2 separate regions of the Homo sapiens genome follow, and region 2 is linked to region 1. Evidence: chromatin loops called from intact Hi-C (ENCODE). Cell type or tissue: Calu3. All regions are shown on one strand. Links, peaks and the distances in the headings refer to the core of each region. The heading gives the core; the rest is flanking DNA. Region 1 overlaps DCDC2C (doublecortin domain containing 2C). Region 2 overlaps DCDC2C (doublecortin domain containing 2C).

Region 1 (5,371 bases), core at 220-5,219:
AGTGGCAGACAGGGTCCCAATCCAGGGGAAACCAGGGGTGGGAGGTGTGAAGGGACCCCAAGCTTCTTATCCTGGTGGGCTGGGGATATAGAGATGGAACGTGGACAGGGGAGCAGCTCTTCAGAGGAAGGCCAGGCCTGAGGTGCTGGGATGTCCTCGGTGAGCCTCAGCCTTGTGGGTGGGACCAGGACCCTGTCACTCAGCACAGGGTTGGGGGTTAACATCCCTTCCCAATCAGAGCTCCCCCCATTTGCTTTTCTGCACATTCTTAAACAGTAGGGCCGTGAGGATGACAGGCTTTGCTTACCTGGGACAGGTCTCAGTAGTTCTTTTCCCCCTTTGTGTCTTATCTGCAGTGGACCTGAGACTGAAGCTGTCACCAGGCCATAGTGGTTGGCCCGGCCTCTCAGGCTGCATTCACAGCAAACAGGAGAGAAGGCGGAGGGGCTCCCGCCTCCTGGCCAGGACATTCTGGTTGGAGTCTTGTAATGAAATCAGAAGTGACATGTCCATTCTTGGGGCCCCATAACTTGGCCAGCAAAGCTCCTCGGCATAGTAGGCCATTGACGCATGCTTCTTGGGGACCATGGGGAGCCTCCCTAGCATGGACACACAACCTTTGGTGCCACCTTTGCCCGTCAGCCCAGCCCCCGCACCCTGCACTTCCCTCCATGTGCAGCGCAGAGCCCTCAGCCCCAGACCCCCTCGCGCTGCACTTGCTGGCATCTTCTCCTCCCCCAGCACCTGGTCTGCCTCTCTCTGCATCCTTCCTGGACCCGCCCCTGGGTGTTCTATTGACAAAGGGGTTCCCCCCCTTTCTTATGTTTTAGGGCAGTGCTGTGCACACTGTTGAGTTTGATGAGTGTTGGCTAATTTGAACTGAATTCCCAGGTGTGTTTTTTCCTTTTTCAGATCAAACCAGTGGTGCATTGTGATATAAATGTGCCTTCCAAGTGGCAAACATATCATCGTATATCTCGACATATAAAGTGAGTATAATATTATGGGTGAAAAAATCAAACTGTGCCATAACTCCCTAAAAACAATACTTTCTATCCTGACAAATGCCCCTCAGCCCCCTTTCTGTCCCTCCTCCCCTCCCCTCCCCCTGCTCTCTTGTGCTCTCACTTCCTGACAGGTGATTTCTTTTTCCTAGACCACCTTCTCTCTGATTCAGCTGTTCATGTGCTACCTTTTCTTTCTCCTCTTGAACCCTGATTTTGGAAAAGAAAAGCAATCCAATCACCATGCCGTTGTTTGCAGAACAGTTCACCTGGGGATATGAAGATAAGAGCATCATACACACAGCTTAGTTTTAGGCTCTGAAGCTTTGTTTTGATTTTTTTTTTAATGTAGCAGTTGCAGCTGCAGCATGTTGAAGGGAAATTTAAAAGCTGTTTCCCCCGCCCCTTGACCTCTTGCTACCAAAAGGCCCTCATGGGCTACAGCACATCCAAGTCAGGTGTTGCTACAGGAACGGAGTGCATTAGAGCCTCACTGGCCGCTGCCCTGGGATGCCGCTGGCAGTGCCAGGCACCGAGGTGCTCAGTGGGAGGCACTGGGGATAGTTGTGAGCACTGTGTGCATCCACCTGCATTATGTTTTTGGGGTTGGGAAAAGACACACACTTGACTTGAACGAAACGTTGGTTTACATCCCGGCTTTTCGTCTTATCAGCTTGGGACCTGTGCCTGCTGCTTCGCTCTGAGGCTGAGGATGTCTCCCATTGTGGAAAACAGGGCTGAGAATATGCAGCACACTGTGGTGAGGGTTAGCTTCAGGAATGTTTGCAGCCAGCCCCCCAGGGCTTGTCACAGCGTAGCAGTTCTCTGAATGGCAGCTCTTCCCCCTGTCCTTTTATTGGGATGTTCTAGCATTTTAGTGATTAAAAGCCCTGACATGGATATCTTTCCATTTTACCATGTTCTAGTCTAAATGGAAGGAATTTTAGCGAGTTTCCAGAGAATGCTGAGCTCTTCATGTGGGGGTCCCAGCCTTGTGTGAGCCAGAGTCACCTCTACCACGTCCCCTCGCAGTCCCGAGAGGCAAGGGCTTGGAGGCTCATGAGGCTGGAAACTGCCTGATTCACCCGACAGATCCTCAGGCTGGGAACGAGAAAGAGGAAGGAAATGTGGCCGAGAATTCGCCAAACTTGGCCCCTTGCGCTTTTCCTGAAAATCTGTGACCATTTCTTTAAAATACTTTAAGCTTCCACAAGGGGGCCACCTAAATACACAGATCTTTCCACACCACTTTTCATGTACCTAAGAGCTGTTTTGAAATAATAAGACACAGTATTTCTGAATTTTGTTAGTGATGTCTTTCCCGCAGAACATACAGCAACCTCAGGGAACGTCGTTGGTTTGTGGGTCCTTCTTGACAAAAACGCCATCCTTAAAGCCACATTTTATGTGCGTGACCCAGGCCATCAATGATCCTCACTCACTGGACAGACATGATTATTTTTTTCAATGAGAAACCAACACAGTCTTGCAGCATTTGCCCATCCTTTGTCTTGGTGTGTTGGAATTTCCACTAGATGGACCCAAATATCCATGTGAGTGCAGAGTCCTTCCTACCACAAATAAACCTGATCGTGTTCCTCGGAGTCCTTGTCGCTATAAAAACACATAAACAGTAGTTATGACGGCTTTCAGAGGCTTAGATGCTCAGGAGAGAAAGGCGGGGTGTGACCCTTTCTGGTGAAGAGGAGAGTTGGCGAGGGAGTGAATGGCTTGTTGAGCTGTGTTCTGCAGCAGCCAGATGCTGGAGAGAGAGCCCGGGGCTCCCCTGATGGGGTCACCGGGGGATTGAGCTGGTGGTGAGTGCATGGGTTGGAAGTCACTGATTTGGAGGTTGAGGCTCAGATTGAAGCCCTGGTTCTGGCACTGATTGAGCCGTGTGGCCTGAGGTCACTTCTCTTGCCCAGTGTTCTCTCTGATGTCCCTTGTCACTTAGGAAGGGATTCACTCACTCATTCCACTTATACTGGCGTGGAAAACACCCTGAGTCAGTGAATGAGCCTTGGGAGAAAAAGCGTTTAAAAGATCTTTTGTCGTTTATTTAGAAGTGAGCTGGCAAAAGTTGTCTGGGCCCTGGAGTGGTTTTACTTGGGGACTCCCTGCCCTTTACAGGGAGCCTGAGACCAGAGGGAGAGTGGGAAGAGAAGAGCCCACCCCAGGGCTCCTCTGTGGGGAGGAGGCACGTTTGTGCCAGGCAGAACTGGAGAAGAAGGGGCCATTGGTCCTGGCCCTCATTGCGAGACTGACGTCGAAGATAGACACAGCTGGACATTAGTGAAAGCGGCAAAAACAGATTTTATTTAGTAACTACTGAGAGTTGGGGAAGGAGCTGAGTTCCACTCTGATTTGTGTGGAAGTGATTTGGGCGTTTTAAAGGGGGAATGAGATGGGAGCAAGTGGGGCCTCAGGAGAATCAGAGAAGTGGAAAAGTACAAAGAGTTGGTCAGTGAAGGTGGCCAGGCAGCTGGTCTGCAAGCTGGCAGTTCTGGAAGTTAGGATTCTGTCCTCCGCCAGAGACTGGGAGACAGGCCCTGTCCTGCCTGATGCTTGCAGTTCAAGGGAAGGATCTTAGGTGTGGGAAACGTGTCTGCATGGCAAGAGCTGCATATTTGTCAATGCTCTAAGAAGGAGAGGTCAGGGGCCTATCTCAGGTGTTGGCTGGATGAACAGTAAATGTTCCTGGCAGCCCTGGGTTTTCTCAGGTGGGTGTTTAGTGGCGGGGCTAGGGTCATCCTATGGCTGTGGCTTGATGCTGCTGGACGCATGCTAGAGTTTGGTTGTATCTCAGCGCAGGAGTTGGGACAGAGTTGTCATAGGCCAGAGTTCTGTGAAACTCAGTCCCTCCTCTTGTTCATGAAGACAAGCAGATCTATTCCTTGTAGAACAACCACCACCTGTCATAAGGGGGACTTGAGGAGAAGGGTCCAGCCGTTGCTTCCAGCTGCTGTGCATTCAGGAGGAGCTGAGAGACAGCCGAGGAGCACAACCCTCCCACGAGGGTGGTATGCATCAGGAGATGAAAGCGTGACCATCGGGATGGATACAAAGAAGCCAGAGGCCAGGCACAGTCGCTCAAGCCTGTAATCATGGCACTTTGGGAGACTGAGGCAGAAGGATCACTGGAGCCCAGGAGTTTGAGATAATCCTGGGCAACATAATGAGACCCCATCTCTTAAAAAAAAATAAAGAAACCGAGTCCCTTAAGGAGCTCCCTAAACCATCCAGTAAGTGGAGGAAATTATTTAAAGGGAGATGCAAGTCAGTGCTTTTCTGGAGGTTGTAAGCTGTGTTAGCTATTGTGTCGGATTGCCACTGCTACAGTTACTACTGTTACTGCTTGAGACCATCATTACGACAGAACAAAGGGATGAATGTAGAAATAATAACAAAAAACAAAAGGAACTGTTTTAAGGAAAGGACCAGGGGAAGAAGAGAGCCCCCTGCTTCTAGTGAGCAAAGGCAGCCCCCGCCCCCCGAGCTTCCACAGCCCTTCCTATTTATTGGGTAGAATGAGCAGGGAGAAGGAGATAACGACTGGTCAGCTGCTTAATTGATCACAGGTTCATATTATTACTAACAGGCTTCAATTATGCCTAATCACAAGAAACACTTGCGCCTGGGTCGTGACTGCCCTCAGCAGTCCTTCTGGGTGGCGTGTGCAGTTTGTCAGTTTGCCAACATTCTGCATTTATGAGAAAGTTTGCTGCTTACTCATATAGCCTCCAGTGGTATACTGAGTTGATCACGGCCCTCACTCTTTTGGCCTCCAACAAGCTATGTCTTGGGTGTGAGCCTTTGCTGTGACTGTCTCTTGACAAATTTCCTCTCGAGTGTCGTCTACAAACAGGTGGCACTGAGGACTGACTCGTGCACGAACACCTCCCTGGTTTCCAGTCAGCAGTCTGAGGCTAGTCCATTTTGTGGAGTCATTTACAAAGTTCTGACACTTCTGGAGCTAATGATGCAGCAGCTTGTCCTAAGTGGGAGACAGAATCTTCCAGTTCTTGGGGGGCTAGCTTTGCTGATCCCCTTTGTAACCTTATAGTGTATCCGTCACCATAGGCGAGGGTGCAGTGGGAGGGACAGACCACCCTACCAGGCTGGCTCCAGGCAGCAGGTCCTTCCAGAACCCACTTAAGACGGCTTCCCATCCACTAATGCTTGGTCCACAAGTCTCAGGACCAGCAGCTGGGGCAGCACTCACGTTTCTGAGTCTCCTTTGCGAAGTTTGTCACATTTAGCCATTTGAAGGTCAGCACTGGCCACGTGACAGGAGCCCATCCACTGGCTGGAAGCATTTTCTATGTCTTATGACCACACACACAATAATGACCCTTCTGAGCATAATT
Region 2 (5,371 bases), core at 303-5,302, 77 kb after region 1:
TTGGGAGGCTGGGAAGTGTAAGGTCAGGGTGCTGGCAGGCTCGGTCTGAGGAGGGCTTGTTCCCTGGTTAATAGATGATGGCTTCTTCCTATGTCCTCATGTGGTGGAAGGGGCAAATCAGCTCTCTGGGGTCTCTTCTAGAAGGGGCTGATCACCTTCCAAAGGCCCAGCCTCCTAATATCATCACTTGAGGGGTTAGGATTTCAACACATAAATTTTGGGAGAAGACGAACTGTTAGATCCTTCTTTCCTAAATGACCCATCTCCATTTTCCTCTCAAAAGTCTTCATTCCTTAACTCTCAAGGGTCCCTGGGCCTCTGTCTATCCTGCCTTGTTAGTGTCATGAGTCTTCCCTACTCTCTCAGGACTTTGGTTCTACTCACCAGTCAGCAGAGGCATCATCCACTTTGAAAAGCTGTTCCTGGCCTTTCCAGCATATGTACCTACCATCTTGTTTTCCCACCTATATTCATGTATTGACCTAAAATAGTTATTGTCATTTGCTTTGTGACTAGTTCCATGTGAAGATGTCTTTCAGTTGCTTTTCCATGCCAATAGTTGATATATAATAATTTTACTTTCTCCCTATTTTCTCATCAGCCCTTGAGATGTGGCTCTACCCCTGATATTCTCGTGTTGCCTTTCTTTCTCGTAATCTTTCACCTTTAATGGTTGAATTCAGTGATGATTTCATTATCTACTCTATCCTTGTAACCTCTGGGTTTTTTTGTTTGTTTGTTTTTGTATACTGCTTGTCCATCTGTTGGACTCAAACTCCTCCATTCCTCAGTGTGACACGCCCTTGTTCACATCTCAGTGCTGGCTTCTCCATCTTGGCTCCAGTCCCAAGCACAGACCTTGCGTCCTATCTTCGTGGGTTCTCCTCCTCACTGCTTCACTTTGTGGGTGGGTTTACCCTGAAGACTCTGAAAATAATCTCAGTTGTCTTGTTTGTCCCACTTCTGTTTCCAAATGCTATTTCAGTCCCTTTTCAGTGAAACCTCTGCTAACTTTGATTTTTGCTTCTGCAGCATGCAGTCTGAACTTAGGTCTTTATGTGCCTCTGCATTTCCATTTCAAGATGCTGCTTCATCTCAAGTCCAGTGTCCTAAGCCAGCAGACACCTTCGTCCTCTTCTCCATCAATCACGCCTTTGTTCTCTCAGCTGCTCAGGCCCTCGAGGCCTGAGCCTGGTATTCAGTGCCTCCCTTCACTGCACACCTGTTTCCAGCCAGCCATTCTGCAGGTTCCTTCAAGTGCACCACGTCCTCCCTCTCCCTTCTCATGGCCTCAGCACTGGCTGGTGCAGGTCAGCCCCTGGCTTTGCACTCTTCTGACTTCATGTACCCTTGCATGCAGGTGACTCTTCCGTGTTTTCCCCTTTAATTATGTCACTGCTCTGTTTGAAACCTGTATTGTCCCCACCTAAGTCTGATGTGTTCTGTGAAACTATCTCGACCACTCCAAACTTTGGTAGCTTCTGAAATCCTGAAAAACTTGGTCTGTATTAACATAATTGGAGGTATGTGTTTACAATTTATTCATTATCCCCTCAGTATGGCTGCAAGTTCTCTGAATGCAGAGACCACACCTTATATTTCCCTGGTAGCCAGTGACGCTGACCTGCAGAGCCCTGGTCATAGAGTAGGTACTCAAAAGGTAATTGGTGATTGGCTGATATTTGACATTTGCAGGAAGTTTAAAACCAGGATCTGGATCTCTTTAGTTTTCAGCCTCTGCAATGGAAATTTTCCTCTATTTTTAGAAAAGAGCTCTATTTTCCTTTGTTCTTCCTTTGTGCCTAATGTATTGAAGAACTATTTTCTATTCTGCCTCATGCCTTGCCCATTATTTCATTTCCTGCTTTTAATTTCCTAGTTTCTGATTCTGAAGAGCTCCACTTTAAAGATGACAGTCAATTCATAAAGGAAGGACCTAGTAGTCCTCCTCCTCAAATGTTTTTTAGAAACATTTTATTGTCATGCTTACACTTGATTTTTCTAATTATTACATTATCATCAATATTTACTGAAGTCTTATCTTACTGATAAATGATTTTGATAATCAAAAGTAAGCATTTTGATTTAAAAAGATCTCATTTCCTTTATCCTATAGAAAAGGAAATGATTTCTCTGTTGAATGCATGCATGATGCATAAGGAAGAGTGATTAGTTGTTATAACAGACATGGTCTTCACATAATTTCAGAGTACTTCTACCCGTGCTGCACTCGTAACAAAGGAAGTCTTTACAGTGAACACTTTACTGTGACCAGCTCTTACCCCCATTCTGGCCTCCTAAACCATGGTAATGCGGATTGAGGAAAAGTGCACCTTCTATTGAATTATTGGTGCCATTTCCTTTCTAGGTCTATTTTGTCAAGACTAGATTTTTACTTATACCTTAGAAATATAAACTAAAGTAGGAGATGAATGTGAACACTGATGTATGTAGCATTACCTTCTGTTTTCCCTTTATTGATAACCTGGATAACTGAAAATCAAGAAAATTGCCAAATATCCTCACCTAATTGAAATGTTGCCTTCCCTCAGCTACAAGAATCATGTGCAGGGCCAATGACAACTGACACTTTTTACTCCCTCTGTCCAGTCTCTAGAAGGCAGTGTGGTCAAGAGAAAGTGGAAGTTGCAGACAGTTAATTCAGAAACTGCATGAAAGGTCCAAGTAATTTAGGGCGAACCATGGAGAGAGGTGCTATTCGAATCCGGCAGCAGCTCCCGGCTGGCACTCGGGGAAACCTGCCAGGTTGATGAGTCCGACCCCTGGTGGTGGAGAAAGGCTCAGAGTGTGATTGACAATGGATAGGATTGACAGCGGATAGGAGGAAACACCCAGCAACTTCATTCTCTCATTGCCATACTGAGTCGTGTGTGTGACTGAGGTGGATGTTTCTGGAGAATCTATTTCTTCAGTGGTAAATGGAGCAAAGTCTAAAGAGGGGCTTTATTAGTGCTGCCTTGCATCAGCTGCAGTGACCCTTGAAAAAACAGCAACAAATAATGTGTCACCTTGTGCCTGTATTTCCAGTCTAGTGCTTCTGTGAAATGTTTCACAGCGTATTTTATGACATTTTAAAAGAAGTAATTAGGTTTTCGCAAATACGTTTTTAGTGTTTAATTTTAGAGGTGGTGATTAGGACTTACGAATTGTTTACCACATGCTTCGGATGATGCTGCATGCCAAACTGAATGGTTTTAGTGAGAACAGTGTGATGAAATGCAAATGCAGCAATGCTTCACTTGTCTCATTTTTAAGCAACGATGTTTTGCAAAAGTGAAATTTTCATATATCTGATGTCCCTGTGATTAATCTACAATTACTTCATTTTTATTTTTTGAGACAGGGTCTTGCTCTGTCAACCAGGCTAGAGTGCGGGTTGTACTGCACCCTCAGACTCCCCAGTAGCTGGTACTACCAGCATGTGACACCATGCCTGGCGAATTTTTTGTTGTTTTGTTTTGTAGGGATTAGGTCTTGCTGCATTGCCCAGGCTGGTCTTGACCTCCTGGACTCAAGTGATCCTCCTGCCTTGGCCTCCCAAAGTGCTGGGTTTACAAGTGTGAGCCACCATGCCTGGCCTTCAGTTCATTTGTAAAGTCCTGTTCCCTGATGAATCGGTCATGATTTTGCACTTCATGACTCCCTTTGCTGCATTGTTTGATGCTTTCAAGGACGGCTGGCATCTGGGGTTTTGTCTTGTTCTAAACGGCTCCAGCCTGCTGTGCTTTCTGCAGTGTTTTGGTCTCTCCTCTCCCTGGAATCCCCACGGTTGCTACTGGTGTGCTTCTATCAGCTTCCCTCACCCGTTTCTGACAGGTGACTTCTGTTCTGCAGCAGAGAGGGAAACAGAGCGAAGCTCGCCTGTGTTCTGTGAGTGCCCGCGTTGTATGAGAGCCTGCAATGTGTGAGTAGAGACCCATCTCTTGAAATCCTCATTGACAAAGTGCATGAGCTTCAACACGTGGGCTTGTGATGTATCTTTGAGTGTCTTTTTTTTTTTTTTTGAGATGGAGTCTCTCACCGTCATCCAGGCTGGAGTGCAATGGCGTGATCTCAGCTCACTGCAACCTCCGCCTCCTGGGTTCAAGCGATTCTCCTGCCTCAGCGTCCTGAGTAGCTGGGATTACAGGCACGCACCACCATGCCTGGCTAATTTTTTTTTTTGTATTTTTGGTAGAGATGGGGTTTCACCATATTGGTCAGGCTAGTCTCCAACTCCTGACCTTGTGATCCGCCCACCTTGGCCCTGCAAAGTGCTGGGATTATAGACCTGAGCCACTGCGCCTGGCCCATCTTTGAGTTTCTTTGTTGCTCGTGACTGCTTTCTGGGTAGGTGATGCTTCCAGGCATTGTGATTTTCAGTTGGGTGAGGTGTTGCGACGGAGTCCTTGGTGAATTCCTGGACTGCGTTCTGAAGATGACTGGCGTTGGGGTGGTCTTGCATAGGCTCTGCTTGCCCCAGCCAGCACCTTGGTTGTCCAGCTCCAGAGTGTATTATCTTGGGACTTTTTTTTCTTCAGAAAGCTATTTTTTTTTTTAACAGCATGAGGATATAATTTACATCTGCTTGAACTTGAGGGGTTTTGGCAAATGTATACAAATATGTAATTGTGGTTAAGGAGAGCCGGGATCTTCCCTATCAGATTGGGCATCTCAGCCTTTCTGCGCTTTCTCACTTCCAAATTTCCCCCCTTGCCTTTCTAGATGCTCAGCTGCTTACACAGGCATCTGCTGCCTTGAGCAGAAAGGCTGTGGTTTTTGGCAGCTGCAGCAGGGGTGGGCGAAGTGTGCCCAGGCAGGGGGCTGGAGGTGTATAGCTCTGTAAAGTCTGTAAACAGTCGACTCTTCCTGTGTTGCTGTGTTGTTCTCTTCTCTTGGGAGTTTTCAAGGGCCTTCATGGGTGCTTTCAATACTTGTAATAATTTTATTCAGTTTTATGATTCTCATATGCAGGAGAATCACCCAGACCACCACTTCATGCCACCCTTTCCTTCTTGGGTCATTTTATCTTCTTTTTAAAAATTGAGCTATAATTTATACACAGTAGAATGCATCCTTCTCGGTGTCCAGTTCCAGGAGTTTTGGGAACACACAGTCATATAACTACCAGCATAGTCAAGGTATGGAACAGCCACCATCCCCCAAATTCTCTTGGGCCCCTCTGTGGTCACCTCTCTATTCCCATGCCACCCCCATGCCCTGGCAGCCATTGGTCTGTTTTCTGTCCCCTGGTTTTACCCTTTTCAGAGTGTCATAGGCTGGAATTATGGAGCATACGCGCCTCTGTCACTCACTGTGGTTCGTGGGAGGTTCACCCATCTGTGTGCACAACAGCTCATTCCTGTCAATT

What was found. Hi-C counts contacts between places; a loop is a spot of excess contacts. Peaks named below come from ENCODE experiments on the same cell type or tissue, not always from the same donor. Only the 100,000 strongest peaks of a DNase experiment are listed, where the experiment ranks them.
Region 2: it touches region 1 in a loop (6-fold over the local background); 8 of 110 quality-filtered maps call a loop at or near these places.

The regions. Positions count from the first base shown.
Region 1 is chr2:3,726,091-3,731,461 of GRCh38, forward strand. It overlaps DCDC2C (doublecortin domain containing 2C), which reads left to right. Exons shown (of 11, transcript NM_001287444.2): 3 at 913-989. Among named protein-coding and RNA genes, the nearest start is that of DCDC2C, 25 kb to the left of the region's middle. RefSeq lists an enhancer at 1,908-2,497. In Calu3, for the core only: a CTCF peak has its summit at 2,221 (motif pointing right); no DNase peak of the experiment used is centred there.
Region 2 is chr2:3,802,536-3,807,906 of GRCh38, forward strand. All of the region lies in intron 10 of DCDC2C (doublecortin domain containing 2C), which reads left to right. Among named protein-coding and RNA genes, the nearest start is that of DCDC2C, 100 kb to the left of the region's middle. RefSeq lists an enhancer at 4,562-4,731. In Calu3, for the core only: no CTCF peak of the experiment used is centred there; a DNase peak (open chromatin) is centred at 2,766.